Linked DNA regions of Mus musculus: all the other regions are linked to region 1. A link is a loop called in an ENCODE intact Hi-C map of the cell type or tissue named here. Cell type or tissue: heart. All regions are shown on one strand. Region 1 holds the start of Tmem69 (transmembrane protein 69). Region 2 holds the start of Prdx1 (peroxiredoxin 1). Region 3 holds the start of Nasp (nuclear autoantigenic sperm protein (histone-binding)). Region 4 holds the start of Ipp (IAP promoted placental gene). Region 5 overlaps Pomgnt1 (protein O-linked mannose beta 1,2-N-acetylglucosaminyltransferase).

The links. Peaks named below come from ENCODE experiments on the same cell type or tissue, not always from the same donor. Only the 100,000 strongest peaks of a DNase experiment are listed, where the experiment ranks them.
Region 2: it touches region 1 in a loop (2.8-fold over the local background); 3 of 42 quality-filtered maps call a loop at or near these places.
Region 3: it touches region 1 in a loop (4-fold over the local background); 3 of 42 quality-filtered maps call a loop at or near these places.
Region 4: a loop joins it to region 1, with 2.2 times the contacts of the local background. A loop is called at or near these places in 8 of 42 quality-filtered maps.
Region 5: it touches region 1 in a loop (2.5-fold over the local background); 5 of 42 quality-filtered maps call a loop at or near these places.

Annotation. Positions count from the first base shown.
Region 1 is chr4:116,555,528-116,560,527 of GRCm38, forward strand. Tmem69 (transmembrane protein 69) reads right to left here and starts at 416. Exons shown (of 3, transcript NM_177670.4): 1 at 346-416. Gpbp1l1 (GC-rich promoter binding protein 1-like 1) reads left to right here and starts at 2,131. Exons shown (of 12, transcript NM_029868.3): 1 at 2,131-2,301. In heart, a CTCF peak has its summit at 2,182 (motif pointing left); DNase peaks (open chromatin) are centred at 424, 1,574 and 2,084; H3K4me3 peaks cover 3,781 bases; H3K27ac peaks cover 3,426 bases.
Region 2 is chr4:116,683,874-116,688,873 of GRCm38, forward strand. Prdx1 (peroxiredoxin 1) reads left to right here and starts at 1,726. Exons shown (of 6, transcript NM_011034.4): 1 at 1,726-1,787; 2 at 3,534-3,650. The coding sequence starts at 3,545. AV051173 (expressed sequence AV051173) reads right to left here and starts at 2,149. Exons shown (of 3, transcript NR_040442.1): 1 at 2,064-2,149; 2 at 1,772-1,965; 3 at 1,089-1,435. In heart, a CTCF peak has its summit at 2,006; a DNase peak (open chromatin) is centred at 1,638; H3K4me3 peaks cover 2,349 bases; H3K27ac peaks cover 2,677 bases.
Region 3 is chr4:116,625,180-116,630,179 of GRCm38, forward strand. It overlaps Nasp (nuclear autoantigenic sperm protein (histone-binding)), which reads right to left and starts at 2,772. Exons shown (of 16, transcript NM_016777.3): 1 at 2,711-2,772; 2 at 2,153-2,250. The coding sequence starts at 2,211. In heart, a CTCF peak has its summit at 1,933; DNase peaks (open chromatin) are centred at 1,782, 2,332 and 2,832; H3K4me3 peaks cover 3,240 bases; H3K27ac peaks cover 2,708 bases.
Region 4 is chr4:116,505,285-116,510,284 of GRCm38, forward strand. It overlaps Ipp (IAP promoted placental gene), which reads left to right and starts at 2,265. Exons shown (of 9, transcript NM_008389.3): 1 at 2,265-2,366. In heart, a CTCF peak has its summit at 2,484; a DNase peak (open chromatin) is centred at 2,297; H3K4me3 peaks cover 1,835 bases; H3K27ac peaks cover 1,793 bases.
Region 5 is chr4:116,157,335-116,162,334 of GRCm38, forward strand. Pomgnt1 (protein O-linked mannose beta 1,2-N-acetylglucosaminyltransferase) reads left to right here. Exons shown (of 22, transcript NM_026651.2): 18 at 559-623; 19 at 818-862; 20 at 1,089-1,224; 21 at 1,649-1,758; 22 at 1,846-2,510. The coding sequence ends at 1,933. It overlaps Tspan1 (tetraspanin 1), which reads right to left. Exons shown (of 8, transcript NM_133681.4): 8 at 4,547-5,000. Among named protein-coding and RNA genes, the nearest start is that of Tspan1, 7.8 kb to the right of the region's middle. In heart, a CTCF peak has its summit at 2,662 (motif pointing right); a DNase peak (open chromatin) is centred at 3,662.

The DNA of each region.
Region 1 (5,000 bases):
TTTGGAATTCAGTAACCAGTGGAGCACGTGTTTTCTAATTTTGGAGGATTATAATCAGGCTGAAGCCCTGAGACAGAAGCTGATGTGGAGATTAAAAAACTAAAAGCCGTGGCCAACTCGCTCATTCCACGAAAAAAAAAAATGACCAAATGTTTTCATTTCGCCAACGCAACTACCACAAACTGGAAGCTCCTAGCTGACATTTTAGCGACACGAGCGGAATTTAGACACAAAAGGTCCTTAAGACGCGTGGGGTAACTATACATCTATATACCAATACCAATCCTTAGTGACCCCACCACCACCTCCTTCCCAAAGTGTACCCTTGACAACCCTGAAACGTACTTGCCACCATCACACGGCGCAAAAGTTGAACAAATTCAACCAGAAACACCGAAACAACACTTCCGGCAACTGGAATCACACAGCCCCCCCACTTCCTGAGTGCAGGAAAATGGGTCCGGATGGGAATTAACGGTAGCAAGTTCCGACTCTTCTCTTTCCGTTTTTGAATGCTTCCCTCCCTCAGTTATTTTACATTATTTTTAATGTGGATGTTCATGCATGTGCCCACTCAGGCGAGAGGCTTGGATTCCCCACAGTATAGGTGCTGGGAGCTGATCTGAGGTTCTCTGTAAGAGCAGTAAGTGCCTTTAACCACAGAGCTGAGGGCTAGTCTAAAATATTCTAATTGAAGTCAGCTTTCAGATACCTTACAAGTCTCTGTTATGGGATCTCTAACCAGTTTAACACACACACACACATATTCAGGAAGTAGAGTACAATTTCTGAAATAACCCCCAGTAACAGTAGTGGAAGAAGCTAGGAGGAGACTTGGAGTTGGCTGATTTGGCCTACGGAATTATTTTATTTTTTTAAAGGCAGGATTGCCTGGAACGCTTAACTTGCAAAACAACGTTGTTGAGTCGACTGGACACATCTTCCTCCGCATTTGAGTCCTTTATTACTACCACTGGGCGAGAAAGAGGTGTTGATTTTGTTTTTACCTTATTCTCTATTACCTAGAAATTACATTGAGGAATACAGAAGACTGGGGCCCAACATTCAGAATTCTATGAATCAAAGTGTGGCGTTAGGGGCATTGAGCTTGAAGGTCATCCAGGAAGTAACATTGTTGAATTTATCCTCTGTGTGATTTATTCTAAGTCTCCTCTCCCACCCCCAACCTGCCATCTGTCGACCAAAAGGAACAGCTACCAAGTACTTCGAGCGTTCTTGGCTCCTTGTGTAAAAAGCTGAAGACAAAAAGGAGAGTTCATTTACGTAGGGACTCCTTTTTGACTACTTCCTCCATTCTAAGCAGTAAAACTAACTTCCTGAAACATTCGTTTTTAGTGAGACGCTGTCCGCCAGTTTTATTACCTTCTCTGGCAAGGTTGTACGGTCCCTTCCTGTCGTGCAATAGCCAAGAGAGTGCTTATAGACTCTTTTGGGGGTTTATTAGCAAAGACTGGGCTGGAGCAGATTTCAACCCTCCATTCTGGCGGCTCCGTGACGCCTGCAATGCCCATGAACTACAACTCCCGGCAGGTAGTGCGCCCACACCGCCGCGCATGCTCTAGTCCGGAGGGGCGGGAGTATGTGTGTGTCTATGGCTTGCCTAGGACTGTAGTTTCCACGGCGCGCGCCTGTGAATGGAGGGGCAAAGGTGTACAGGGCTCGGAAAACACACTCTTCCGCTACTTGTTTGACAATTCTAGTAGTTGGCGAAGCATCTGGTTCACAATCGAGGTGTGAGAAGGTGAAGAAAGAATGGGTGGGGGAAGAACTGGTACAAATATATCCTCCCATATTCACGTGCTCCCAGGCCGGAGGACCCGGCTGGGAGCTTTAAAGGGGCGTGCTGAATTCGGCTGGTCCTCGCCCCAAGAGCGGCACAAGGAGAGGCGAAGGCTTTGCGGAAGGGAGAGTGGACCGACCGGCGTCGCGCCGAAGGGCGCCGGGGGCGGGGCGGGAAGTAACCGCTGCAGGAGCAGCCCAACGTTTCCAGAGCGAGCCGCGGGCGCCCGGGCGGGGTCACGAAAGCTGGAGCTCACGCCTGCGCGTGCGCCGGTGCTAGTGGGCGTGAAGGAGGCGGGCCGAAGCGGCAGAGGGAGGGCCCAGCCGGCCGTCGCTCCTCCTCCACCCGCTCTGCCCCCTCCTGGGCCTTGTGGGCCGGGCAGCCATTTTGGGAAGAGCTTTGTTATGGTTGTGGGCTAGTCACCTCTGCTGGTCGGAGAAGCTGAGGACGCGTCCTCAGACGCCGCGAGTCGTCCTTGACCGTAGCCCCGCCGCTGCCGGGTGAGTATGGGTCCTGGACACCGAGCAGAAGGAGACCTGGAGTGGTCCCGGCACGGGCTCCGCCGGCACCTAACTGGCCGTCTAGGAAAACTAGTTAGAAGAAGGTCTTGCACAGGTGGTTGGGTGTGGGTCCGCCGGGGTGGACGAGGGACCTGGGAGTCGCCGAGTTGGAACGTCCCCCTCCCCCCCGCCAACGGGAGGAGTCTTGCACACTAGCGTCGCCGCGGCGGTTCCAGAGCTCTCCGACTTCAACTTCAGTTCCCGGTCGGAAACGCTCACCTGCGGCTCCGGCTCCTCTCCAGGAGTTCCGGCTTGATAGTGGTTGAGTGATTTGGTTTACTTGGGTTTTATTATCATTATTATCATTACTATTATTATTATTATTATTTTACCTTTCTTTAAAATAAGAGCCGAAGGCTTCTGTTTTCCAGTTAAGAGAAACTTAACGAGGAAAAAGTCGTGTAAGTCAAATGTGGACTATCTGGGCGAAAGGGAACTTCCACGCCCGGAGTCGCGGTTCTCTGGGGTAGGGAGACCTTTTCAACTTCAGATTGTCTTACTGGTTATCTACCAAACTCCGTCCCATTGGAGTGGAAGTTTGATTAGTTGAAGTGGCTTAACTAGTCGTTTTTATTCCATGCTAAATCTTCCCAACCCATAAAATTCAAAAGATACTGAATCTAAAATGGCTGTAGCCTGAGGAAGAACCCTGTTTAAATGCTTAAATATAATAACATTTCAGTCGTTTTTTCCCCTATGGGACGTTTTCTCTTAGGAGTTTTTGACAATTGGTACCTTTGAAGAGGGTAGGTGTAAGCGAAGGTGAGGCTCAGGAAGTTTACTGCAAAAGTTTACATAAGAATGGGTGCGGTTTTTTGTTTTTGGTAGTTGTGAATAGTTCTGAAATTGTGCTGTGGTATCAGTTTTGTCTGCCACTTTTGTACTCTGAGGTTGGCATGTATAATGTGTTGAATAGTTTAACTTTGATAACTCTTACCCGGAAAACCAGAAGTTAGTGGTGGTTCATGGTTTTTGTTTAGTAATAAAGCCACTTTTTTTGTAAATCTCATCAAAAACTAAAGAGTATTAGACGCCAGTAGACAGATTTGTAGTTTGTTGGTGGTCGAATGTTTTTTGTTTTCAAAATGGGTTTGTCAGTGTAGCCCTGCCTATTCTAGAACTCACTCTGCAGTCCTTGCTGGGCTTGAACTCAGACCCTGAGTCCTGGGATTAGAGCGCTTTTATCACTTCTGCTCCACTCATGAGGTCTCATGTTTTTTATGGTAGTTTTCACCTCAGAACCCAAGAAATTTGGGCATTTACAAAATAAAGAAACAATTTTGCAAGTGAAAATATATTCTGAAGTGTAATGCTAGGTCCTTCTCTCCCACTTTTTTTTTTTAACTAAAGGCAAGCTTCGCTTACAAAACAAAACAAAACAAAAAGACCCTGCCAGAAGTGCAAAAAAACAATAGCAAATTTTAATTTTTGGAAAGGTGTGATTGAGTGAAATTTCTGTCTATTTAAAAGATAAGATAGAGTGCAAATTGTGGATCTTTGACGATCCATTCCCAGGATAAACTGCCACCTTTCATAGAGTTGGTTTCAATTACATTTATATATTCATTTAGACGGTAAAATTTTTGTTCTAGGAATTTTTTTCTTATGTATATGGGTAGTGTGCCTGTATGTATTCCTGTGTAAACGTACATATAGGTCCCATTGAGGTCAGAAGATAATGGATCCCCTGGAACTGGGGTTAAAGACAGTTGTGAGGTGGTGTCATGTGAGTGTTGGGAGTCAAACCTGGGTACTCTGGAAGAGCAACAAGTGCTCTTAACTGCTAAACCATCTCTTCAAAAGCCCAGGAAATATTTATTTACTTATTTATTTTGTTGGTCTTGGAAGAAAATCATTTAAAGTTCTTTTTGAAAATTAGAATTGCTTTCTGTCTTGACATTATTTTACAGTACTAAATTCACCTTTTTTACCTTTCTTCTGAGTGTTCTAAAATGGCTTGCATTTATTTGTTAGTCTAACCTTTCAGTTTATTGTGGACAGTGTGCTTTAAGAATTCGTGAAGTTGGGAGACGGAATGGGAAGCCTTTATTTTGAAGTAACAGAATTCTTTTTTGTTTGTTTGTTGTTGGTTTTTTTTTTTTTTTTTGGAGTTTTTTTGGAGTTTTTTTCTGTGTAGCCTTGGCTGACCTGGAGCTCACTCTATAGATCAGGCTGGCCTGGAACTGGGTTCCATCTGCCTTCAAATGCTAGAATTATCTAAAGGAGTATACCACCCTGTCAGGCTTTTTTTTTTTTTTTCTTCCTCCAACCATTTTAATAATTTGTACATGATAAGAAATCTGTGAGTGTACTTGTGTGTGTTTCTGTATACATAGAGACACACAAATTTGTTGAGACAGAGTACTACTATGTAGGACAGTGGTTCTCAGCCTTCTAATGCTGAGCCCCTTTTAATATAATTTCCCATGTTGTGGTGAGGAATTCCCACCATAAAATTATTTTGTTTCTACTTCATAACTTTAGTTTTTCTGCTTTTAGGGATTATAATGTAAACATCTGTTATGTGACCCCCTTAAGCCCACAGGTTAAGAGCCACTGGTGTAGATTCATGCTGATCCAGAACTCACAGAGATCTACCTGCTTCTTCTGCCTGTCCTATGCTGAAATTAAAGGCATTC
Region 2 (5,000 bases), 130 kb after region 1:
TACCTAAATTTGATGTGGTGGTAGGTGTTTTGTTCTGTTTTGTTTTTGAGACAAGTATCTCCTTTATTGTCTTGGCGACTCAGCCTCTCGAGTGATAAGATTATAGCCGTGCACCCGTAAACCTGGTCCATAGTACTTAGTTCTTACTGTGTAATAGAGATGTGAACTATCATTTCTGTTGTAACTTTTTCATCTCCCTCACTTAAAGCTCAGAACTGCTTTCAAGGCTATCTATTCAAACCAGGAAAACCAATTCCACTTAATTGCAGAGAGGATAAGCCTGTAGACTCAGATAAGCATTACTTCCTGGAAAGCTGTCCCTGACCTGAGTTTATTGATTAGTCCCTTTAACAGAGTTACCAGCTTTCATTTGTCCCTTGACTTGACCATTATGCCTAAACCTCTACGGCCTAATAAAATCTTCTAACTGTTGTGTTTCCATGTCTGCCCCATCCTTATAGCATGACTTTCTAGAGGGTAAAGTTTGGATTATATCCATCTCTGGGTTCCTAAATCACACAAAGCATGTGATATGAAATGGGAACTCTGAGCTTTGTATCTATCCGGCTTCCCCTCCCCTCCCCCAAGGTCTCTATGTTGTCCTTGCTGTCCTGGAACTTGCTATGTAGACCAGGATGGACTAAAAAACACAGAGGTTCTCTTGCCTCTACCTTCCCAGTGCTGGCCATCAAGCCTGACCCCTCTTTAACTCTCTTGACTTTTTTTTTTTTTTTTTTTTTGGAGGCAGGATTTCTCTGTGTAGCTCTGGCTTTCCTGGAACTCGCATTGAATTGAGACCAGGCTGGCCTCGAACTCAGAGCTCCATTAGTCTCTGCCTCTAGAGTGCTAAGAAGATGTGCCATCACTGCCTGGCTTGGAACAGTGACTTTTAACTCAGGAAATTGACCACAGAGCCCCAGTTTTTAAAACCACAAATCAGTTTAGTGACAGGCTGAGATTCAGAAAGATTTAAGAATAATGCAAGAAATGGGTGTGAAACAGAAAAGCAGTATCCAGTAATCAGAGACCAATGGAGGCTGCCCTCAGTGGTGAGGGTTAATGAGGACCAGACTAGAACAGGAGTTTTGTTTTTGTTCTTAACGATTTATTTCTTTTCATTTTCTGTGCATTGGTGTTTTGCTTGCATGTATGTGTGAGGGTGTTGGATCCTCTAGAACTGGATCTACACAGTTATGAGCTGCCATGTGGGTGCTGGAAATTGAGGCTGGGTCCTCTGGTAGTGCAGCCAGGGCTTATAACGGCTGAGCCAGCTTTTCCAGCCCTAGAATAGGTTTGTGAGGCTGGGGTGCGACTGAGAAATATTTGGGTGCACAGTTTCCCCTGAACGTGGTTTAATTTTAGACGTGGCCTTCCAAGAGCAGTAAAACAGACCCTTCTTCTAGTTTGGGTCTTGATTGCACAGCACACAGTGGTCCTGGGAATAAAGAGAGGCACGGATTACCCGGGTACCCCGATTAAACGAGGAAATGACTCAAAGGGCAGTGCTTTTCTACCTCTGGGAACAGCATCACTGAAAGTGTGAGCGTTTCCCCCTGGAGACCCCCTCCACTCCAGGCCCATCCAGGGAAAGCGCTGAGTCATCCCCCGTAGGCCGGCCAGGGTGGGGCGGGGCTCAGCCAGGTCCCCCTCTTCCCGCACCCCCGGCCCGTGAGAATCTCGCGAGAACTTTGTAGGCTATAAAAGCAGCTCCCCGCGCGCGCTGTCGGGCGACCTCTTCCTGCGTTCTCACGGCTCTTTCTGTTTGTGAGACCTGTGGCTCGACCCTGGTGAGTGTGCGGGTATCGCCGCTGAGAAACGCGGCTCGCGCCCATCACTGGTTCCTTCTCCCTCTGGCCGGTCCCGGCTCGTCCCGGGCGATCACGGGCTGAAGCGGCAGGGCGAGGCCTGGTCCCGCGAGTGCTGGAGCTCTACTCGCATTCTTCACGTGGCGCTTAGTTCCCGGACCTGTTGGAACCCTGAGGCTAACGTTCAGTTTCCTCCTCTCCCGCTCACCGATAGAGGGCGGAGATGGCTTGGTGGGACGAGTTTGTGCTGGAACTTACCGCGCGCACTGGGCTGTGTCGTTGTGTTTTCTGATGTGCTATAGTGGGTGATGGCGTGAGTGGTAGGAACGTAACCTCCAGCGAGCTTGGGGCGTGACCTTCTCCGGCGTTCTAGTCCGATTCCTACGGAGACTTCTCAGCGGCCGGAAGTCGCTTTTCCGGGATTGGTTGAGTTTGGAAATGCTGGGCCACGTTGCAAAGCAAGTTTGATTAAAAGATGGTTTATGTTAGGGGGCACACCAGATAGGTAGTTGCTATGCTGCAGGTGCAGCATGTCCCTGAAAAAAAACAGTTAAAAGTTTTTTAAAGTTTGCGATGAAAGATGCTTTTTTTCTTGGCGTTTCTTTTGGTTATTGGTATTATGAACCAAGAAATTTGGAACTTGGATTCCAACTTGCACTCATACTGAGAGGCGTAAATTTTCTTTTAGATTGTGGGTTTTTTTTTAATGTGTATGTCTACCTGTGTGGTAAACACCCCCCCCCCCCCGAGCTAGTTACAGGTGGTTGTGAACCCATCCTAAGTGGGTGGAGGAATCTGAACCAGGACTTTTCCGGAAAGGAGCAGTGTAGGCTCTTAAATTGTTGCGCCATCGCTGAAGCTCCTAATGTTGTACATCTTAACAATTTATTTGTCTTGGTGTTGACCTGGGTCGATAGTGCAGAAATCGGTTTCTTAGCAGTACATTGACTCTTTTTGTATTTTTCTTAGAGTATCTTGGAAATAGGTTGGCCTCTAATTTGGCTAGCCTTGAACTCCTGAATCTTAAGCTTCTACTTCCCAAGTGTTGAGATTACACATCCCAAGTTTTTTTCTTTTAAACATTTGTGTGTGTGAACCTTGTAGAAGTCGGCTTTCCATCCTTATGGGCATTCTGGAGATGGAACTACGGTCATCAGATAGCAATTACCTTAACCTGCGTAACCTCCCTCATACAGAAATTGAGACAAGTGTTCCCTCGGTTCAGTATCCTCCTCCCTCAGCATGCAGAGTGCTGGGATGATGCTCCACTGTCCCTGGGTTAAACCTAAAGAACGTTTTAAGACACGGTTACTAAATCTAGGTTGGCCTCAAACAAGTTATGCAGAGAAAACTTAAGCTTAAACAGAACACCTAAAGATCTGAAGCAATAAATGCCAGTGTCCTGGCATTGATGTGCTTGGGATTTTTGTGTCTGTTCCATTTCCTTCCCGTTTCTCCCTAATGAATATGCAGAATAAAATGCCATTGCAAAAACTGGCTTAGAAAGGGTGGGAGAGCTGACCTATTTAGACACACTGTGGAGCTGTTAGCAAGTGAAAACAAAGGCTGATTTTTCAGTCTCAATTTTACCCTGGAGTTGGAGCTTTGGGTTGGGACCCTTAACTGTGAGCCTGTGTTCTGATTGAGCTACAGTTAAGTTCCTAGGTAGGTGAAAGCTGTTGCTTATTTAGAAGAATAGGGTTTACTTTTTTTTGTTGTCTTTTCCAGCTGATAGCAAGATGTCTTCAGGAAATGCAAAAATTGGGTATCCTGCTCCCAACTTCAAAGCTACAGCTGTTATGCCAGATGGACAATTCAAAGATATCAGCCTAAGTGAATACAAAGGTAAGATTAAAGAGGCCACTTCACATGTCTTTAGGTTGAAGTGAAGTCAAGGTTAGGACAGTGATAACAAGGGTAGATATCCTAGGTATGAGTCATTTCTAGAGAAAGTATGCTTTATTATACCTTAACATTTATCTGATTACCTTTTTTAGTGGCATTTATTTATTGGGGGAATTCTTTTTTTTTTTTTTTTAAGTTTTATTTATTTATTATATATAAGTACACTGTAGCTGTCTTCAGACACTCCAGAAGAGGGAGTCAGATCTCGTTACGGATGTAGTTGCTTGCTGGGATTTGAACTCTGGACCTTTGGAAGAGCAGTCGGTGCTCTTAAGGGCTGAGCCATCTCTCTAGCCCTTTCCCTTTTCTTTTTTCACTGTAATTAAAAAAGTTTTCTTTAAGATAGGATCTTTATGTAGTTCTGGCTGTCCTGAAGCTCACTATGTAGATCAGGCTGGCCTTGAACTCAAAGACATCCTCCTGCCTCTACCTCCCTAGTGCTAAGATTAAAGCTTGCACAATCTTGTCCCCCTTTGTTTTGGTCAGTTCTTGCTCGCTCTCATCATTTGTTTATTTGAGCTGTCTTACTATCTATTCCCTTGGCTTTCTAAATATGTAGACCATGGTTGTATCTAACTCCTAGAGATAGATACAACCTGCCTTTGCTTTTCCCTTCCTCTTTTTTTTGTTTTGTTTTTTGAGACAGGGTTTCTCTGTATAGCTCTGGCTGTCCTGGAACTCACTTTGTAGACCAGGCTGGCCTCGAACTCAGAAATCTGCCTGCCTCTGCGTCCCGAGTGCTGGGATTAAAGGCATGTGCCACCACGCTTGGTGTTAAAACATTTTTTAATCTTATGTGTATGGTGGGTTTTTTTCTTTTCCTGAATGTGTGTCTGAGCATCATGTACATATGGTACATGAGGAGGGCATTGGATCCCCTGGGACTGGAATGTAGATGTTTTTGAGCCTCCATATTTCTACTGGGTCCTCTAAAAGAGCAGCCATTATGATTAATTGCCAAGCCAACTTTTCAGTCACCTTCAGCTCATTTTTTTTAAAAAAACTACATTTGGTCTTACAAATCAAGTCTTTGGAGCTGTGGCTTTGCTTTTGCTCAAAGGGAAGACTTGACACTCCAATTACCTTTTGTTTTTACCATAGTTTCATGCAGATACTTGGTAGGTTCTGTTGATGGTTTACCTTCTCTCCTTTTAAAAAATTTAGCTCCTAGCTAGGTGTAGTGAATGGAGTGGTGTAGCAGGTGGATTTCGGGTCAGCTAAAGCTGCATGGTGGGACCCTGTCTGGAAAAAAGAAAAAGAAAAAAGCAAAACAATTCGAGGCCAGCCTGG
Region 3 (5,000 bases), 70 kb after region 1:
CATTCAGGAAGGAAGCTGGTAATTACTTCACCAACAGCCAAAGTGTAACTGAACACAAATGAATACATGAAAATCTCTGTAAAGTTTGTTTATACAGTAATTTAAAAAAAAAAAAAAAAAGCTGGGAACTGGCAAGCTGGCTCAGTGGGTAAGAGCACTGACTGCTCTTCTGAAGGTCCTGAGTTCAAATCCCAGTAACCATGTGGTGGCTCACAACCATCTGTAATGAGATCTATCTCCCTCTTCTGATGGTCTGAAGTCAGCTACAGTGTCTATGTATAATAATAAATCTTTGGGCCAGAGCAAGCAGGGGCTGAGGGAGTGGAGTTGACCAGAGCGAGCAGAAATCCTAAAAATTCAATTCCCAACAACCATGTGAAGGCTCACAACCATCTGTATAGCTATATTGTACATATAGCTTACAGATAGCTTATGTACTTTCAGACATAAAATAAATAAATCTTAGAGCAGCTGGCCAGGCAGAGGTGGGGCACACCTTTAATCCCAGCACTTGGGAGGCAGAGGCAGGAGGATTTCTGAGTTTGAGGCCAGCATGGTCCACACAATGAGTTCTAGGACAGCCAGGGCTACACAGAGAAACCCTGTCTCTAAAAAAAAACAAAAACAAAAACAAAAAAAGGCTGAAGGTTGTGGTATACTCCTTTAATCCCAGCACTTGGGAGGCCAAGGCAGCCAGGACTACACAGAAAAACAAAAAACACAGTTTGGAAATCTGAGGAGATGCTAGGCATTCCCAAACTGTAAAGTACTGGAAGGAAAGGGATCCCCAACGTAATACAAGCAGCTGTTCAGAAAGCACCAGAAATGGAGTTTCTACCGAATTCCTAAACTTAATCTACTCTGGCCCTAAAAATATCAATGAAGAGGACCTAGGAAAGTGGAATCTGAGGGTAAAACTGCACTTTCCCAAATGGTTGAGTGGTTAGAGACCCACTGATTTTCAAGAACCCACTAGGAAAGGAACCAAAAGGTGATAGGGTAAACTGTACGGAGTGAAACGTCATCTAAAACATAAACCTATAGAAAAACCAATCAAATATCTCACAGACACCTTTACTTTTACCCAAGGCAAAACTTGGTTAAAAAAAAAAAAAATGCTCAAGGGACAGAAAAAAATAGAATCCAGGACCTAAAAAAGGCAAGGTAAACTGGAAAATCGAACCTGTATGGAAAATAACTTCTTTCCTCGAACTGATGAATGCTTCTGTGCATATGGGAGAGATCAAGTTAGATTAGCACTTTAAAGCTCTCAAATCAAGCATTCCTCCTTTGGGGTCCTTTCGCTTAGCAAACTCATCTAGCAAGTAAACACTAGACTGATAGCTACATACAGCCTTTACCGAAGACACTACGCAAGTAAAGTGTCCCTTGAAGCAACAAAATCCCCGTCCCACATACCGAAAACCTAACGAATCAAGACACTTCTCCGCAAAGGTTAAGAGTTACAAAGCTTCAGTCCCGTAGCCACCCTCAAGATTACTGTAAACCTGGTAGTGAGTATATAATAAAATTCATTGCGCCCCACCGACCCGGCAAAAGCAGCATCCACTCCAAACAATGGAGTTTTCCCGCCTCCTACAGGCCCCGCCCACTCCTAAGAGCCAAAACTACGACGATCAGCGTGCAAAGCCCCGCCCTCTGAGAGGCCCCACCCACCCGCGTCCCCTGTTCCAAGCCTCCATCCTCGTGTGGGTTTTTTTTTTTTTTTTTTTTTTTTGGCGCCAAATCTGTTGGCCAATTTCTCGGTACGTCTACAGACTCTCTACAGAGACGCACCCTAGGAGTGCGCGATCAGGAGGGGCTCAAGGACCGACTGGAGCCGGGCCCCGCCTACCTACCGGCAACCTCGGGCAAGGGGTGGAAAAAAGGGGCCGGCGATGGAGCCAGCCACCGCTGCCCCCGGCAAGATGGCGGCCGTGAAAAGCCGGGCAGGGGGCGCCAGCCACCCGCCGTTACCGCTGGCGCGCCAGCTCTTCGCAAGTAGGGCTTCTCCACAGAGCAACCCTCTCCGCACGGCCGCCGTTGTTCCGGGGAAGGCAGCTGTCCCACCCACCAGCCCGTCCCGCCCGGGAAGCCAAGTCCCCGGACTCTCCCTGAGGACTGGCCTCAAGCTCGCCACAGTCCCGCTTACTTGTCAGCGGAAACCAGCTCCGCGGCGATGGCAGCAGCGGCTGTAGACTCTGTGGCCATCGTTCCCCTGAGGTGGTGGGCCAGTGGGCAGAACACTGCCTGCGAAGAAAACCAGAGAATTCCGGACAGCAGAGACTCACTCAGGTAGAGAAAATGGCAGATTGGAGACCCCGCGCGGTTGAGGCCCTCTTATATACCAGGTCCCTTGTCCCGCCCATCCACTTCCGGATCCTCCCCCCTCGGATTTAAAGGACTAGGACTCAACACCTTTCTGTCACAAGGACACAGCCCTGTATCCCTTCCCGTTTGGGTATCTTCCCGCCCTAGCCCGTTTTTCCTTAAAAAAAGAAAAAAAGAAAAAGAAAGTAAGATAGAAAGGAAAAAGAAAACAAAAATCAAACAATTTCCTGCTTCTGTGGCTAGTCGTGATAGAAGCAAAATCTCAGTACTACAACTTCTGAATGGGAGCCAGCCTAGAGATTCCACAATTAAGTGGAGCCAGTGAGTCTCTGCGACTGTGGAAAAAGTAGTCCCGAAGGTGTCTTTCTGACGGGGATACCCGAGAAGGTGACAGGTATTCCCTATGTCCTCTCAGTCTTAACGGATGGAAACGCAAGAGCTGAGCACGAGTACAGCAGCAACGGCTAGAACTGACCAGACAGACGCGTGGCTCTGGGCCTCAGCAACTACTGACGAAACAAGATGCTGCTCTAGGATTGGCTACAGATAAAACTATCGCGCTTGATTCAAAACTCTTAGAGGGGCAAAGGGATGCGGGTGTTTAGATCCACCGCCTTTGACTGATCCAATCCGTTGCTGCCATCATCTTACTTTACCCACGTCCAAGTTGTTAAGTTAAATCCTGTACTTAAAACACTTTAAATATTTTAGCTGTCTCTCTTTTTTTTTCTTTCATATATATTAGGTAGGGACTTACAGTCTATCCCTGGCTAGCCTGAAACTTGCTATTTAGACCCACTGATCTCTAACCCACAGACATCTGCCTGCCTGTGATTGCGAGGGCTGGGATTACAGGTGAGCAGCACCACACACGCCTTCTTTTACAACCTTTTGTAACTCCAGTTCAAGGGCATTCAATCAATGCCTTCCTGTGACCACCAGAGCCACTAGGCACACACATGGTACACATTTATGTATGCAGATACACTCATACACATTAAATAAAAGTAAATGTGGCTGGAAAATTCGCTAGGAGGTTAGGAGCACTTGTTATTCTTGCAAAGGATCCTGTTTCAATTCCCAGCACCCACAAGGCGCCTCACCACTTCGTTAAGCTCCAGGCATGCATATGGTGCACAGACATGGATGTAGGTAAAGCATTTATTCACACAAAATGAAAAAAAAAAAAAAGAACTAAAAATGGATAAATAGAAATAAGTGGGTTCCTTTAAAAAATAACTTGGGGGGGGCTGGTGAGATGGCTCAGTGGGTAAGAGCACCCGACTGCTCTTCCAAAGGTCTGAAGTTCAAATCCCAGCAACCACATGGTGGCTCACAACCATCTGTAACAAGATCTGACGCCCTCTTCTGGAGTGTCTGAAGACAGCTACAGTGTACTTACATATAATAAATAAATAAATCTTAAAAAAAAAATAACTTGGGTATGATGGCACACACCTTTATAATTTATTTAGTTGTATTTCATGTACATTGGTATCTTGTCTGCATGTATGTCTGTGTAAGGGTGTCTGAACCCTTGGAACAAGAACTACAGATAGTTTGTTCCTCTCCAAGAATAGCCAGTGCTCTTTAACCGGTGAGCCATCTCTCCAGTCCTAGCACACACCTTTAATCTCAGCACTCAGGAGGCAGACTGGTCTCCCTGGATTTGAACCCAGAATGTTTTACAGAGCTAGTTCTAAGACAGCACACCTGTTTCAGCACTCCAAAGGCAGAAGCTGTTGAGGCAACCTAATCTATGTAAGGAATTCCAACACAGCCAAGGCTTCATAGTGAGATCTTGTTTCCAAAAAAAAAAAAAAATTTTGTCCGGCAGTGGTGGCACATGCCTTTAGTCCCAGCACTTGGGAGTTCGAAGCCAGCCTGGTCTACAGAGTGAGTTCCAGGACAGCCAGGGCCACACAGAGAAACCCCTGTCTCAGAAAAACAAAACAAAACAACAACAACAAAAAAAAACCCACAAACTTTGATCTTTTAAATTATGTATACAAATATAGATTTGTGATTGTGAGTTGAAATAGAGGTAAGAGAAATTGATTCCCCTAGAGCTGGGATTACAGGTAGTTGTGAACCTTTAGATATAAGTGCTAGGAACCAAACTCCAGTCCTTCGGAAGTTACAAGTGTTCTTAACTGATGACCCACCTTTCCAGCAACTGGTGTTACATGTTTTAGTTAACTGCCAGATCTTTAATTTTCCTTTGAGATTTGTTTGTTTGTTAATGTTAAATAGGATGAGATATTTGAGTCACGAATTTAACAAAAAATTAAGGCAGGGCAGTGGTGGCACATGCCTTTAGTCCTAGTATTTGGGAGACAGGAGGATCATTGAGTTCAAGGCCAGCCTAGTCTAAAGAGCAAGTTCCTGGGGGCTGGTGAGATGGCTCAGTGGCTAAGAGCACCCGACTGCTCCTCCGAAGGTCCGGAGTTCAAATCCCAGCAACCACATGGTGGCTCACAACCATCCGTAAGGAGATCTGACTCCCTCTTCTGGAGTGTTTGAAGACAGCTACAGTGTACTTACATATAATTAATTAATAAATAAATAAATAAATAAATAAATAAAAAAGAGCAAGTTCCCAGGACAGCTAGGGCTACACAGAGAAATGCTGTCCAAAAAAAAAAAAAAAAAAAAACCCAACAACATTT
Region 4 (5,000 bases), 50 kb before region 1:
ACACTCTAAATCTATCCATTTCCTGCAAATTTTGTAATTGCATTCTTCTTTAGAGCTGAATAAGATTCCATTTTATGTATATAGAAATTTTTCATTATTCATTCATCTGTTGACCCTCAAGGTTGGTTCTGGCATTTTTTTCTCTAGTAAATAGAGCACAACTTTATCTTTTATTGTCAAATCATTCTCTGTTTTATGCACACACATTTGTTCCCATTTAGTTCATTCATTCATCAGTTGATAGTCATTGAGGCTATTCCCATGTGGTGGCTATGAATAATGGTGATCAACTTATACCATTCTTATAAACAAGTTTTTGCATGATCATCTGTTTTCATTTCTCTAGGATATATATCTGCAGGGATTCAGTTATTAGATTGCATGGTAACTTTATATTTAACCCTTTGAGGAGCTGCCAGAGAATTTACATAGTAACTGCACCATTTTAGAATCTCATCAGGCATTGTAGGAATGTTGTATTTTCTAAGAACCTGGAATATCTAAATAAATGTGTTAAAAGAGACAAAAGTGCCTTGGTATCACTAAAATGTAATGTTTTGGTATTTTTCTTCTAAATTATTTTTAGATTTATTTATTTTATGTGTATAAGTACACTGTAACTGTACAGATGGTTGTGAGCCTTCATGTGGTTGTTGGGAATTGAATCTTAGGACCTCTGCTCACTCCAGTCAACCCTGCTTGGTCAGTCCCTGCTCTCTCCAGCCCAAAGATTTATTTATTATTATACATAAGTACACTGTGGCTGTCTTCAGACACACCAGAAGAGGGCGTCAGATCTCATTAGAGGTGGTTGTGAGTCACCATGTGGTTGCTGGGATTTGAACTCAGGACCCACTGAGCCATCTCGGCAGCCCTCTAAATTTTTATTCTTATTTTATGAGCATTGGTGTTTTGCCTGCTTGTATGTCTGTGTGAGGCTGTGTGATCCTCTGGAACTGGTGTGAGCTGCCGTGTAGTTGCTGAGAACTAACCCAGTTCCTCTAGAAGAGCAGCCAGTGCTCTTAATCGTTTGAGCCATCTCTCTTTTTTTTCTTCCACCATAAAATAGCTTAGTCAATAGAAAATCTTCATGGAACTAGCCTTCCAGTATTGGTCAGTGATTGCTGAGCCTTGCACCAGACAGGGGTCCAGTAATTCCTTTTACTCTTTTCTAAATTTCTGCCACTTTTTGCAGATTTTTTTTTGCACTTTTCATAATGAAATGTAAAGTAGAAATTGAAGATGTGGAGTAAATGTAAGCATAGTCTTGTGAAATTTTTGTCTTAGCTATACATCTGAATATGCAAATACATGGTATGTGTTTGATGTAAAATATTTTTGTACACTATGGGTCAGGAACATAAAGTTTGAGGGTTGGAGAGATGATGTGGCTAAGAGAGCACACTACTTGTTATTTTTGAGAAAGGGTCTCTCTACATAGCCCCAGCTATCCTGAAATTCACTAAGTAGACTGGACTGGCCAGGTACACAACAGAAATCCTCCTGTCTCTGCCTTCCCAGTGCTGGGATGATAGATGTGCACCACAACTCCTGGCAAAGAGTCCACTTCCCTCAAGGAGGACCTGAGCTGTTCCCAGCCTGTAATTCCAGCATCAGGGGGAACTACCACCATCTTCTGACCTTCATGGGCACAGCCTTTACATATACAAACCTATGGTTAGAGGCACACATTTAAAAAATAAAATCTCAGTCGGGCATGGTGGTGCACACCTTTAATCCCAGAATTGGGAAGCAGCGGCAGGTGTATCTCTAAATTCGAGGCCAGCCTGGTCTACAGAGTGAGTTGTAGGACAGCTAGGCCTACACGGAAAACCCTGGGGTGGGGCGGGGAGACTATAAAAAAGTTTGGACGTTGCTAATGCACCAGGACACATTATGATGCTCTACACTGAAAAAGAAGTGGGCATTTTGATTCTTGACTTCAAAGTAGGCAGGAGTGTATCAAAATTGAGGTTCAGGAAATGATCTAAGGAAGGTGGTAGAGAAGCACGGTGCACGTGATTTTCCTCGACGCTGAGATCAGTACCTGGCCTGGGACACTTGAAGAATTGAAGATGTGCATGGAGCGGAATAGGGAAGTCCACTAGCCCAAGGCAGGGGAGAGGTTTTTAAGAACCTGCCTCCGCGGCCAGCAAGCGGCTACCCAGGTTTACCCAGCGACGCCGGTGGCTGTGAGGAGGCGGGGCCAGAAGCGGAGCACGCGCAGTAGAAGGTTCCCGCATCAGCGCCGAAGCTGCGCCTTCAGCACTCGCAGTCACCTGTCACCAAAGACTGTCCCCGCCCCCTCCGCTGCCTGCCTGCGCGCGCAGAGCACCGGAGGGCGCCGGCGGGAAGGGACGCGGCGGGTAAGCGAGGCCTGCGTGCGGTCTGTGTTTCTCACAGGGTTGGGAACTTCCTCATGTCCAGCTCTCCAGACCGGGAAGAGCGAGTGATTGGAGCTTTGGAACGCACCGTTCCTCCGCTTTCGTCCTGTCGCCTCCGGAGGCGCTCTGACCGTCCGTGTGTTTTTAGCGTCCCGGAGCTTCCCAGTCTCACGGCGCCTTGGCCTCTGCTCTCCCAGCACCCACTGGGGAAACCGAAGGCCGGACCCTGTCCCTGACTTCTGCCGGCTCCAGTCTGAAATTCCTTACCGGCTCCAGTCTGAAATTCCTTACCGGCTCGCGCTGTCAGTAGCACAGAGTTGGTTTTCTTCCTCTAGTGTCTACCAGTTTAGGCAGAGTTCTAGTTACAGCCTCCAACTCAAGCACAAAGAGTCTCAGTTGTTTTGATGCTCAGCTGGAGCTCTGGCCCTCTAACTGAATTAACTTTCAGATGCTCTTCAGCGGGAAATCCAGGCCATCAAAGCATAGGTCCTCTTTAGTCCCTCCGATTATCTCCATCGTTAGCCAGTAAACTGTATGGAAGCATAGTTCTTAGCTCCCTATGCACTAATCCCAGGTCTTCACTTTTCATGTTTGTACGAACAAGCATTTCCCAAGCCACAGTTTAGGATGAGGTGCTCCACTGGCAGTGGAATGCCATCAACATTTACTGAGAAGGATGACAACAAACATTCTGGCTCTCTACTGTCAAAGTGAATATTAAGTGAATTGTTTGTTGTAACAGGAGGCATTTGACTTGTGGCTGTGCTTTAATACCTTGAGTAAGAGAGAAATGGAGGTAGCCTAGAATCACACCGCGAGGGTTCAGAATCTGCTGCCAGGGAGAATACAGAGCAGCAACAAGTCTGACAGCCACGCCATGTATAATAACATCTATAGGTCGAATTTCCACATAGAGGGAAATAGATTGTATTTATGTGCCACTTGTTTGTAAGATGCATTGTGTGCATGCTGAAGTAAATTTTAGCGGCTTCCTTTAAAACTCCCAAAATTAGTGTCTATATAGTCATGATTATCAGATTATTATTATGACAAGGTCTTACTATGCAGTCTTGGCTGGCTTGGAGCTAAGAGATCTGCCTGCCTCTGCACCACCACACCCACCTTCAGATCATTTTTACTGATAATTTTGACTGAATGCTATATACTGAATTTTTTAAAAATATCAGCTTACAACAGTTCTGTCATTTTGATTACTGGTTTTCTTTGGTGCCTGAATTACAAAACCTTAATCATTTTACATTTCCTCTGCTTCATCGTCGATCTTATATTGCAAGGACTTGTGGTTTCTTCAGTAACTTGAATTTATCCCTTTGATTCTCATAGCAAGTTGCCATGTTTCTTAGCTTCAACTTTTTTTTGGGAAATAAGAAATAATGAAAGTGTTGGATTTTTGTTATCTTCTATTTCATGCCTACTTGAAGAACCCAAGCGTTCTGAAATGACTGTTGACATGTTTGTTTTTGTTAAACCTGCAAAGACTCAGATCCCAGTTTCTGTAGCTGGGTTCCATTCTCTACAACCTAGTCTGATAACTTCTGTGGAATAGAATATGGCAGGAGCAACCCCAGGCATAGATGAAATAAACCCAAGACTGTTGGTATACTAATGCTGGGGAAACTTTAGTAGTTTCCTTCTCTGTGGCTTTAGAGATTATATTTTCTTCTCATAAAAATTATAATTGAGAGTGAGGCATGGTTGTTTAATCTCAACACTCAGAAGGCAGAGGCAGATAGATCTTCTTGAATTTGAGGGCAACTTGGTCTACATGGTGAGTTCCAGTCTGGCTAAGGCTGTATAGTGGTACCATGTCTTAAAAAAACAAAAGCAAACAAACAAGCCAAAAACTACTATTGGCATAAATTTGTGAAGAAGCTAGCAATTGAGGCAGATAATGGTGGCACGTGCCTGCAATCCCAGCAGTGATGGAAGGCAGAAGGATCATTACAAGTTTAAGACCATTATCTCAAAACAGAACCCCAAGCCTTTCATTATTTATTTCACAAACATTCGAAATGCTGATTTATGTTAGAGACTGATGCTGTAGCAGTAGGCGCTAGTTCCTTCCATAAAGGAACAATTTTTCAGTAACTGTGTGTGCATGTATGAGCTTGGATAGATGTGGTTGAATGTGATATAGACTATACCGTAGGTAAGGTTAGAGTGGCCAACAAGTCTCGAGGAGAAAGAAGAAAAGGTGTGGAAACAAAGATCCACAAAGGCTCTCTATGTTAAAGGAAACATACAGGTGGAAAGATTTTTGGGTTTTTTTTTTTTTTTTTTTTTTTTTGGTTTTTCGAGACAGGGTTTCTCTGTATAGCTCTGGCTGTCCTGGAATTCACTTTGTAGACCAGCCTGGCCTCGAACTCAGAAATCCACCTGCCTCTGCCTCCCAAGTGCTGGGATTAAAGGCGTGCACCACCACGCCCAGCCCAGATGGGAAGATTTTAACCAGACATTTGGGCTGGTCACAGTTGATTTTTAGAAGTTCATCCTGCCTAAGATGTCTCCCTCCTAACTGTAGTGATACAACTCTTTTCTGCCTTTACACCTTATTTTCTTTATCTAAGGAGGGTTTCTGGCCGTTCTTCATACCTT
Region 5 (5,000 bases), 400 kb before region 1:
TGAAACAGTACAGCTGAAAGGGATATATTTAATTTAGAACCTCCTAAAAGCAAGAGAAGCTAATAAAATCCTTATTTACCAATATTTACCATATTTCTTATCTACTAAGGAAGGACAAGTGCTTCCTCGCGCCATTCATGGAACCTGAATCAGCAGTTTCCTTCCTTCTAACCCATCTTTGCAATTGGCTACATCCAACGGACCGGTGTCTCTTTCTCAGTCTTCCCTTCCTCCCCCTCTGATACACACACCCCTACCCCTTGTGTTTTCAGGTCTCTTGTAGCTCAGCCTGAGACTGGTCTTGAAATTCTAATCCTCCTGCCTCCATCTCTCTTTACTTCTAAGTCTCTGTAGCAAATCTGGGGAAAGCCAGTGGGAACAGGACTAGTTTACGGGTCAGTAGCTTGAGCCAAGGGACCAGACCAAATTAAAGGTAGTAAGAGCTTGCCAAAGACAGCAACTCGGAGGGCCCTGGGTCTTGTAGATCTTCAGTAGGTCAGTGAGCAAGTGTGGGCCACACCAAGAAGTCCTGGCCTTCTGTCCTCATTCCTGTTTCAGGAGGCCTACTTCAAGAAGCACAAGTTCAACACAGTTCCAGGTGTCCAGCTCAGGAATGTAGACAGGTAGAGACTGGCAGCAGGCTAAGGGGGTGGGTATCTAAGGCTTGATGGCCAGTGCTTGCTAGTCCTTTCCTGTCTGGGGCCTTGGGAATTTACCTCAGCCCTGCTGTACCTTTTCCCCGTGTGACCCTTTGCCCTGCTCATTCCTTTCCATGGACCTGAGGGACTCTCCTGATATGTTTCTCCCTCCCCTTCAGTCTGAAGAAAGAAGCTTATGAAGTGGAAATTCACAGACTGCTCAGGTATGCCCTAGGGCAATTGGGATGCCTGGCAGGGAGTAAGGAATCTAGCTTCCTTGGTGACACCGTTAATGGGCACTATAGAAAATAAAAACCAGTGTGCTCTGGTACAGACATTAAGAACTGAAAGAAGGTAGCAGCGGAGCATTAACTCAAGTTCAGGGCCCTGTGTGTCCCATCTAGGAAGTAGGCCCTGTTTCGGCCTTAACTTTTTTTTACCCCAATGCAGTGAGGCCGAGGTTTTGGACCACAGCAAGGACCCTTGTGAAGACTCCTTCCTGCCAGACACGGAGGGCCACACCTATGTGGCGTTTATCCGAATGGAGACAGATGATGACTTCGCCACCTGGACTCAGCTTGCCAAGGTGCCTCAGGCTGCACCTCCCTCAGTAGCGCCCGCATCAACATGCGCTGCCCCTGCTATGCTAGCAAGAGTCTTTGTTAGAGAGCTTTCAACCTCAGAACCTTCTCCTACACTCTTACTTCTCTCATCTCACTTCCTGGCCAGGTATAGTGCGGGCCTTTCATGCAGCACTCGGGAGGCAGAGGCAGGCAGATCTCTGATTCAAGGGCCAGCCTTGGTCTACAGAGTGAGTTCCAGAATAGCCTATGATTACACAGAAAAACCCTGTCTCAAAAAAACAAAGAAGAGAACCTCTCTTTTAAGCCCTTGCTCAAATCCGTACTCCAGATAATGCTTCCTCTTGAAGGGTGAGGCTCCGCAAGGCCTTCAGAGAATCATCTCCACGGCTTCTTGACCATCTCTTTCTCCTACTCTATCCCTGCTAGTGCCTCCATATTTGGGACCTGGATGTTCGTGGCAACCACCGGGGCCTGTGGAGATTATTTCGGAAGAAGAACCACTTTTTGGTGGTGGGGGTCCCAGCCTCCCCTTACTCGTGAGTCACCCCGTTCTGCCCTAGGAAATGGCCTTCTGGGTCTGAAGCATGTCCTCTCCTCTGTACCGTTCATCTGTTATGTTTCAGAGTGAAGAAGCCACCATCAGTCACCCCTATTTTCCTGGAGCCACCCCCAAAGGAAGAAGGAGCCCCAGGGGCTGCTGAACAAACGTGAAGCCTCCTCCAGGACTCTGCAGGGCTGGGTACTGTGTACCCCCAGACAGGCTAGCCCGTTGCCCTACCCTGTAGGATTTAGTAGATGCTGGTAGGGGTAGGGCTGGTTTGTTTTTAACATGGAATTTAATTACTAACTCCAAGGGGAAGGATCCCCTGCCCCAACACCCCTATTCCTGAGTTTAAGGTCTATTTATTTACTTCCTTGTCAAAGAAGAGCAGGAGAGTTCCCAGGACCTCTTTGGGATCCCTGGGTAGCTGATCCACTCTTTTCATACCCTGTCCTCCCAGGCCTGGCTCAGAACCTATTTATTGACTGTCCTGGGGGCCTTGGGAATAGGCCCAACCCGGGGCCTTTATTCCTCTCTGGACCAGGATGCTGCCCTGAGGGTGGGACTGGCTCATACTCAGGAAAACTGTTGTGCCCAACTGATGGACAGGCCCATATGGGGTCCATGTGCTGACAGACTCACACAGAGACCTTTAGACACTGGACCAGGTCTCCTCTTAGCCTTCTCTTTGTCCAGATTTCCAAAACTGGATAAAGATGGTCATTGATTAAAAAAGAAGAAAACCTCTGGGGGTGTATTTTGTAATAGTTTTGTGGGGAGTATGGCGTGGTGGTGAGGGAGAAACCATTACTGGATAAATGGTGAGGTGTTTGGGGTTTTTGGTTTTTTGTTTTATCTGCCATAGTTTATCTTCTGTGTGAAGCCATTTGGCCACCAGGGGATGCCCAAGTCTCAAGCTTCAAGTCTTTTGTTTCAGAAGGGTTCCACCCTGGTACCAGCTGACTTATATGCCTTGCCTACTTGGCAGCCATCTCACACCCCTTCCTCGCTATTCTACCACCCTGCTAGTTCCATCCTTTGTGTCTGAGCCCAGCACCTGTCCCCAGAAACGGAGTAGGTAAGAGAAACCAAAAAGGACAGATGGGGGTGGTTGAGGCAATGCTCTGGACGTAACCATAGTGGAGACAGGAAGTGACTGGATCAGAAACAGTGGCAGCCACAGCAGTGTGGGAGATGATTTTGAGAGAAGATACTGGGCAGGCAGATACAGGAGCAAGGCTTTCTGTGGCCTGAATTGGTTGTGTGCAGAATTCCATATAGGGATGTTTTTTCTGCATAAAAGGTCCATGGTTTTCATCAGAGGCTAGTAACTCAAAGGAGCCTAGGAAAGTCTGAGTTAATCACCAAAAACCAGACAATATAGTCGTTTGGGAGTCAGATAGCCCAAGGCAGGGGAATATGACCTTTAAGGCTCTGAAGATTAAGATCAGGACCTGAGTAGATCAGACTGTAAGAAAGGGTATAACTCTTGCCAAGGACGGGAACTTACTGGAATTCCTGCCCTTTACCTTTGCTGTCCTGGTGCCCCTTACTGGTGCCTAGAGCTCAGCAGTAGTATCGTGCAATATGGCTTTGACATTGGTCACCACCCTGACCCCCTTCAGTGTTCAGTAGAGCTAGTGTTTCAGGTGGCAAAGTAGGCACAGGAGAAGCAATTAGACCGTGATGAAGTGGCAGCCCTCCCTGGACAAACAAATCCCCTTCCTCCTCCTGCTTCCACACAGGCACTTGTGGGAGGAATAGAGTTTGTGTGGGAGATGCAGTTTGCTGGCAAAGGGTGAAGGCCAACTAGTTCTCTATCTAGAATCCTAGTAGATTCTTGGTCAGGCTTCACAGAAGCTGTGTGGCTCTGGCCAAGTCTGTTCTTTTTTGGGCCCAACAAGTGGGTGGGTGATAGCTGTGGGCTGCTCTGGAAAAGCCCATAGAGACAGATGGGGGGCGGGACTGTCAAAGGGAAGGGAGGAGGGAAGATAGTCAAATCGGCTTTGCCTGGTGGCAGCCACTGTCCTGCAGCAACAGCATTTCCCTTGATGCTGCCACTTGAAGTTCAGAGGCATTCAATTTTTGTTTTTTGGGGGGGCTTTTTTTCTGAGACGGGGTTTCCCTGAGTGGACTTGGCTATCTTGGACCTCACTATGTAGACCGGGCTAGCCTCAGACTCAGAGATCAGCCTGCTCCTGCCTCCCAGGTGCTGCGGTTAAAGACATGTGCCACCAAAGTATTGCATTTTTTAAAAAAGACATTTAGATTTTTTTTCAGAGACATTCAGTTCAGTTTCTTCAGGTTGGACTGTTACTGTGTCAAGCAAGGTCCACCCAGTTACAGGAGCCCATCTGGCAGCTAAGGACTGGGTAAAGACTAGGAATGTATTATAGTGGTGTGTTTGCCTAGCACACATGAAGTCGGGTGTGATCCACAATACCTCCTAAAACCAGGCATGGTGATGGATACATATCTCTAAACCCAGCACTTAGGAGACCGAGGCAGGAATTCAGTGTCATTCTCAGCTACATAGAAAGTTCAAAGCTGTGCCGGGCGTGGTGGCGCATGCCTTTAATCCCAGCACTTGGGAGGCAGAGGCAGGCGGATTTCTGAGTTCGAGGCCAGCCTGGTCTACAGAGTGAGTTCCAGGACAGCCAGGACTACACAGAGAAACTCTATCTTGAAAAACCAAAAGAAAAAAAAAAGAAAGTTCAAAGCCAGCCTGGGCTGTATGAGACCCCTCCATCTAAGCAAAAACAACAAAGAAGTGAGATCTTGGCCAGGTGTAATGGTGCACAGCTTTAATCCCAGCATTCAGGAGGTAGAGGACCCCTTTTTCAGAAACAAAGGAAAAAGAATGCTTGGGTGAAAGAGCCAGTGCCAACGGTGGCCATAGTGCTATAATTATGCTCTCAGCCCCTGCATTAACTGTGCCACCAAGATCAAGCAGGCCACACTCTTCAGCTGCCCAGTTCCTGATGAAGATGATGGAAACATACCCGATGTGTCCATCTGCCCTTAGGGCACAAGTCTGGAATTGCTGAAGAACTTGTGTCCCCCTTTGCTGCCCCCCAATAAAATATATACACCCCCCAAAGTATACAGATCTTTAGAGCAATGGATAGGCCAAGAATAAATGATTTTGAGATTCCCCAAAGTAGGGCATATAGCTTAGACGTACTTATCTAAGTTCCTGGAGGGCTCCAACTAGTGACTCCACCCACACAGCCCTGA